Linked DNA regions of Homo sapiens: region 2 is linked to region 1. A link is a loop called in an ENCODE intact Hi-C map of the cell type or tissue named here. Cell type or tissue: GM12878. All regions are shown on one strand. Each heading gives the region's core, and the rest is flanking DNA. Links, peaks and the distances in the headings are about the cores only. Region 1 has its middle 3.3 kb from the start of HHLA2. Region 2 has its middle 29 kb from the start of LINC01215.

Region 1 (2,816 bases), core at 134-2,633:
TGGAAAAACATCTCATGCTCATGGATAGAAAGAATCAATATCATTAAAATGGTCATACTGCCCAAAGCAATTTACAGATTCAGTGCTATTTCTATCAAACTACCAGTGACATTCTTCAGAGAACTAGAAAGAACTATTTTAAAATTCATGTAGAACCACAAAAGAGCCTGTATACCCAAGGCAATCCTAAGCAAAAAGAACAAAGCTGGAGGCATCACATTACCTGACTTCAAACTATACTACAAGGCTACAGTAACCAAAACAGCACGGTATTGGTACAAAAACAGACACATAGACAAGTGGAGCAGAATAGAGAGCCCAGAAATAAGGCCACACACCTATGATCTTCAGCAAAGCTGACAAAAACAAGCAATGGGGAAAACACTCCCTATTCAATATATTGTGCTAGGATAACTGGCTAGCCATATGCAGAAGCTTGAAAATGGATCCCTTCCTTACATTATATACAAAAATCAGCTCAAGATGGATTAAAGACTTAAATGTAAAACCCAAAACTATAAAAACCTTGGAAGACAACCTAGGCAATGCCATCCTGCCATAGGAATGGGCAAGGTTTCATGACAAAGACACCAAAAACAATTGCAACAAAAGCAAAAATTGACAAGCAGGATCTAATTAAACTTAAGAGCTTCTGTACAGCAAAAGAGACTATCAACAGAGTAAACAACCTGCAGAATAGGAGAAAATATTTGCAAACTATGAATCTGACAAAGGTCTAATATCCACCATCTATAAGGAACTTAAATTTGCAAGAGAAAAGCAAGTATTTTATTTTGGGAAGTGAATCCAGGGAACAGGGGAGGGGCCCTTGAGAAGAGTAAAACAGGAAGGAGGGAGAGCTAATCCAAGAGTGTGCTGTTCAGCTGGCTATGCCTGTGGGTAACTGGGGCTTAGTCTTGGTGGGGATGCTTTAAGGAACCACATAGAAGACACTTCAGGATTGTCAACCAGAGAGAAAACAGGGGAACAGCCTGACCTCCATAGGCTAAAATTAACACTGGAGGGTTTTTATTTTCTCTGTTTTAGGAGTCTCACTAGAAAGCAGAGAATCCCTGGGATAACAAGCAAGACAGACGCATAGTACAGCTGGGATGAAGTGCTGGTAAGGGCACCTGTGTAGAGCCTGTTGCCTCAACAATGTCCAGGACAAAAAGGTGAGCCAAGGGGATGTGAGAGGAGTATGGCAGATGTTTAATGTAATGCCCAACTTTGACACTTATTCATTAGGTGTATCATTTGTTCACTCTTAGCACCTGTTTCTTCATCCTAAATGAAGCAGGAGGATCACTTACCCTGGCTGTTTCCCAGAATGATCATTAAGAGAGTTGTGAAAGCACTTTGAAGCAATTTAAAAGCTAACTCACTGCAAAACTGAAGGTGGTTGATGCTATTCTAGACCTGAATATGAAGCAATACCAGGAAAACAGAGAACTAAGAATAGATCACAGAGAGCATCTAGAAGGCCTCAGGAAGTCCCTGCACTGATGTGGCAGTTCTGTTGTTACATTAACTAAGAAAAAAATCAACACAGATGCCAAAGAAAGTAGAGTATATTTGGGAAAAAAAGAATTGCAATTCAGGTACACTGAATTAGGGCAACACTAAATAGTGTCCTTTAAGGCAAGTTCAGGTTTTTAATAGGAGATTTCTTGAAAAAGTTGTTTTGAGGGGCAATTCACTGGCTGGACAGAAATCCTAAATTGCAGAGCTGTTCTGAATTGTTAGTTAATTAGGGTACTCCCAGCTGAGAGATGTTGAAGTCCAGTGGATTCTGACTTAAGGTGTTATCCAAGTCTGTTGGAACCTTCTGTGGCTTAACATTTAGCAGGTATGAGTGCAGTCCTCTCTTGATCTTCCAATTCCACTTTAATGCCTAGGCCTAAATTACTTTATGTCCTTTCACAGCAACAATGGGCCAGGAAGGCATGACATGCACAAATGATGACAGGCACCACACTTAGCATCTTGGAAAATGAATATGTGAGTTTAACACCTCAAGGTTTTTAATAGCTGAAATATTAGGAGACTTTTTTGCTGGAAATAAATATTGATTGAACTGATTCAGTAAATGCCTAATATATGAGGACCGTAATTCCTTATCTCCCTGTCAGACCAATTTAAGATCTACATTTTAGCCATGTCTGTCCACCTCTCAGCTTTAGAGTTTAAATTCACTTTCTTCTGCAGTATTTCGACAACTGAAAGACTCCAGTTGGATGACTAATTTCAGCCCTATTTGATCTGAGGATGCAACCGGTAGCTGCTCTCACATCCTCAAGTTACATGACAGTTATACTTTTTACTTCCTCAGAACATTTGCCAACTTAATAAATGTTCAATGCCAACATTAAATTCTCCCCTGAGCCTTAGTGTAGGTACATGTGCATAGATATAATCAGGATTAACCATATTTCATATGCCGTTTCTTCTCCCAGTCACTTGAAGACATCGTGGAGGCACTTTGCAGAAGAGAACCAAAAGTGGTGTTGAAATGGTAACAGATCCCAAAGCCTAACAGTTGAGCTCTTGCAAGCAGTGGCCCTACAGGTTCCCCTAATATAGGGTCCTAATGGTTCATCCTACTTCCTTTCAGGTACCCCTTCCTGAAATGAAGAATATGTTGCAAGGGAAAGGTTTGTAACCTAAAACTGTTGATCTAGTCTTCAATAATGGCATACATATCATAGCCACTTTCTCTGTGACATAAATCTCAGAGAAATTGTTCTTTCCTTCCTCAGCCATTGATATTATTTAAAACCGTGATTCTATTTTTACCTTCAGCTTGAACAATCTCT
Region 2 (2,816 bases), core at 254-2,753, 140 kb before region 1:
TTGGTGTGTCCAGTATCACGGGTCCTCTTGGCCATAGGGAGTTAACATGTGGATAATGGAATTATGCTTTGGAAGCCATGTGAGTTTCTAAGATAGACTATATGAGCTGTATTACAGGAAAGGTGGGTCCATGAAGCGGAACTAATGGTGACTCCAGTAAACATAAACACCAGCTACTTCTGATAAGGGGGAGGGTAACAGGCCAATGATTATCACCTTTGCACTTGTAAAATGCAGTGCTGGGGTGTAATAGCTAAGCAACAGACATCTTACCACATGATTCTGGGGAACTGGCTTGCTCCAGGATTGGAAGGATAAGCAGTATTAAATGATTCATTATCTTGCTTATTTCCACTTCTTGGAATGTCCCAAATGGTAAGCAATGGGCGGGAAAGTGTTGGCCAGGGCACAGACTACAACTATGAATTTGGAGAAGGCACTTCTGCTCAGCCGATTATTTCAATTTTCTCACCCATAAAAGGGTATAGCCAAAGAGCACCTTCTCAATACACTGTGAAAGCTGATTTGAAAACCAAAGACTTGCTTCTTTTTTTCTCTCTCACTGTTAAGCCTGTATGTAGAAATCAGTCACACCCAGTTTAATCAGACTTGTTTCTGTTTTGATGATAAGAGCAAAGGACTAATAAACGAAGGCACGTTAACCCCTGGGAAGGGGAGAGTGGGCAGTGATGCTGGGGTGGTGAGAATTAATACACATTTGATTGAGAACCAAATAGATGCAGACACCTACATTATCCCACTGAATTCTCACAACTTCCCCCCGAGGGAGGCATCATTACCTTCATTTTCCAGAGAGGGCAGTTTTCTTTTTGAAGGTTTGTTCCAGTTACAGATCAAAACTAAAAATAAATGGGATACACAGGAAATGAGGGAAGAAGAGAGAGGAAACGTTGGAAGCTACATTCTTCTCTGTTGCCTTTAACTTCTCTGATGAATCTTCCTTAGTTTCCTTCCTCTGATCAGTCCTTAAGGGGAAGCATTTCCAAGCCTTGGTCCTTTTCTCAGCCTCTATTGCTGACCGATCTTATGCACTCTGGGATTGAAGCACAGCTTCCAGGTAGATGATTTCCATTTCTAGCTCTGATTCTACCCCAAGTGCCAGAACCGTGCCAGCCTGGCCCCCTCCCGGAAGGCTACCTGAACACATAAATGAGCGGGCTTAATTGTTCATGAGCAACCGGTGTTGTCAGGCAAGTCCCTCTGGCCTCTTCAGAATCCCAGTAAGTTTAAGACTAAATAGCATCTGCTGAAATTAAAATGTCATGAACATGACTGAAGGGGGCGCCTCTGGATCAGCACGCCTTTTGTAAAGCTTGTAGGCTGCTGAATGGTTTCTGAGAGCCACATAGAGTTTTCTGATGTCTCAGACTTCTTGGATCCCTTCCAAAAGTAGGGGGAATCTCACTCAGTATCCTTACCCACTTGCTATTTCCCTACCAGCCTCAGGCGCTAGGAAGACCATATCTTCCTCTCATTCTCTACGACCTGGCATTACTCAAAGTTTAGTATTTGATATCCTACCAGCTCTTCTGCCCTGATCCCTGGTTTGCTTACCCCAGATTGAAACTCTAGGACTGCCACTTCCTCATTCCTAACTAGATGAAATCATGGCATCCCTGGACAGACTTGGTTTTTGCCCTGCTGCCTCCTCCGAAGGAATGGAAGCTTGGCCATTGCTTCACATTTCGTTATAGTTTCTGGTCCAGTTGCCCCACCATTGCCTATTATAAGATATTCCCTTACCAAATATTGTCTGATGCTATTTGCAGCTGACTCATTGAGCATATCCATCTGGACGTTTCCAATATGCTTCAAATTCAACAAAATTCAAATCTAGTAGGGTCTCCTTCTTGACCCCGAATCAGGATCTTTTCCTGTTTGCATTATGTAAGAAGGGTCAGTGGCAGTAGGCACAGAATAGTGTAGTAGTCATCCATAGCTTCCGAAACTTCTTTGCTGTTTTTCCTCTGATACCGCTCTGAAAAGTCATGACTGGAGTCCTCTCTCCCTCCCCTCACCAGATCCCTCTGCCCTTTTCATGTGGGAGAAATTTCTAGCTTTGCTACTGACTAGGTGACTTTGGTCAATTTTTTCTTCAAGCTATTGATTTAATACACATATAAAGTTCCCTGCAAAATAGTAGCTGCTCAATAAAGGGTATTTACAATTTAAAAAATTTTACATGTTAACCATCTTGACTTACTATTGTCCTCATGTATCATGTATCATTACATTTCTCAGATTGAAGGTTTTATGGCATAATGGGTTCATATAAAGTCCACTATTATGTGGCCTTGGGCATGTTACTTATCTTCTCTGGATCTCAGTTTTATATCAGTAGAATGGAAATTATGCCTCCCTCAACTGCAAAATAAAAGGTGATCATATAGGTAGGATGCTCAGCACAGTGCCTGACACACATAGTGATAATAAATGATCATCAGTACTATCCCAGTGCCTTTGCTCATGTTAGTTCCTCTTTCTGCTGCTTCTCTTTTCCATTTTGAAAAATTCTAAAAGACCTGGCTCAACATATTTTCTCAACTGTGCTCCACTGTGCATAGTTTTGTTATCATATTTTATTATTTTATGCCTATTTGCTTTGCCCACTTTTCCTGCTTGACTCCTTAGCCTAGCATTCAAAACCCTCCACTTTGTTCTTCTTTTTCCCCCAGTGGTCTTCTAATTCTTTCCCTCCACCACCTGATCCCTTGATGCCCTTCCAGACCTCAGAACGTTGTGTCTTTTTCTCTGCCCAGAATGGTCCTTCCCATTTTTCTCTGCTACCAGGATCT

What was found. A loop is a pair of places that touch in the nucleus more often than their neighbours do. Peaks named below come from ENCODE experiments on the same cell type or tissue, not always from the same donor. Only the 100,000 strongest peaks of a DNase experiment are listed, where the experiment ranks them.
Region 2: it touches region 1 in a loop (1.8-fold over the local background); 3 of 110 quality-filtered maps call a loop at or near these places.

What each region holds. Positions count from the first base shown.
Region 1 is chr3:108,291,792-108,294,607 of GRCh38, forward strand. No RefSeq gene overlaps it. Among named protein-coding and RNA genes, the nearest start is that of HHLA2, 3.3 kb to the right of the region's middle. In GM12878, for the core only: no CTCF peak of the experiment used is centred there; DNase peaks (open chromatin) are centred at 1,340 and 2,275; H3K4me3 peaks cover 1,081 bases; H3K27ac peaks cover 1,228 bases.
Region 2 is chr3:108,152,263-108,155,078 of GRCh38, forward strand. No RefSeq gene overlaps it. Among named protein-coding and RNA genes, the nearest start is that of LINC01215, 29 kb to the left of the region's middle. In GM12878, for the core only: a CTCF peak has its summit at 1,298; a DNase peak (open chromatin) is centred at 1,413.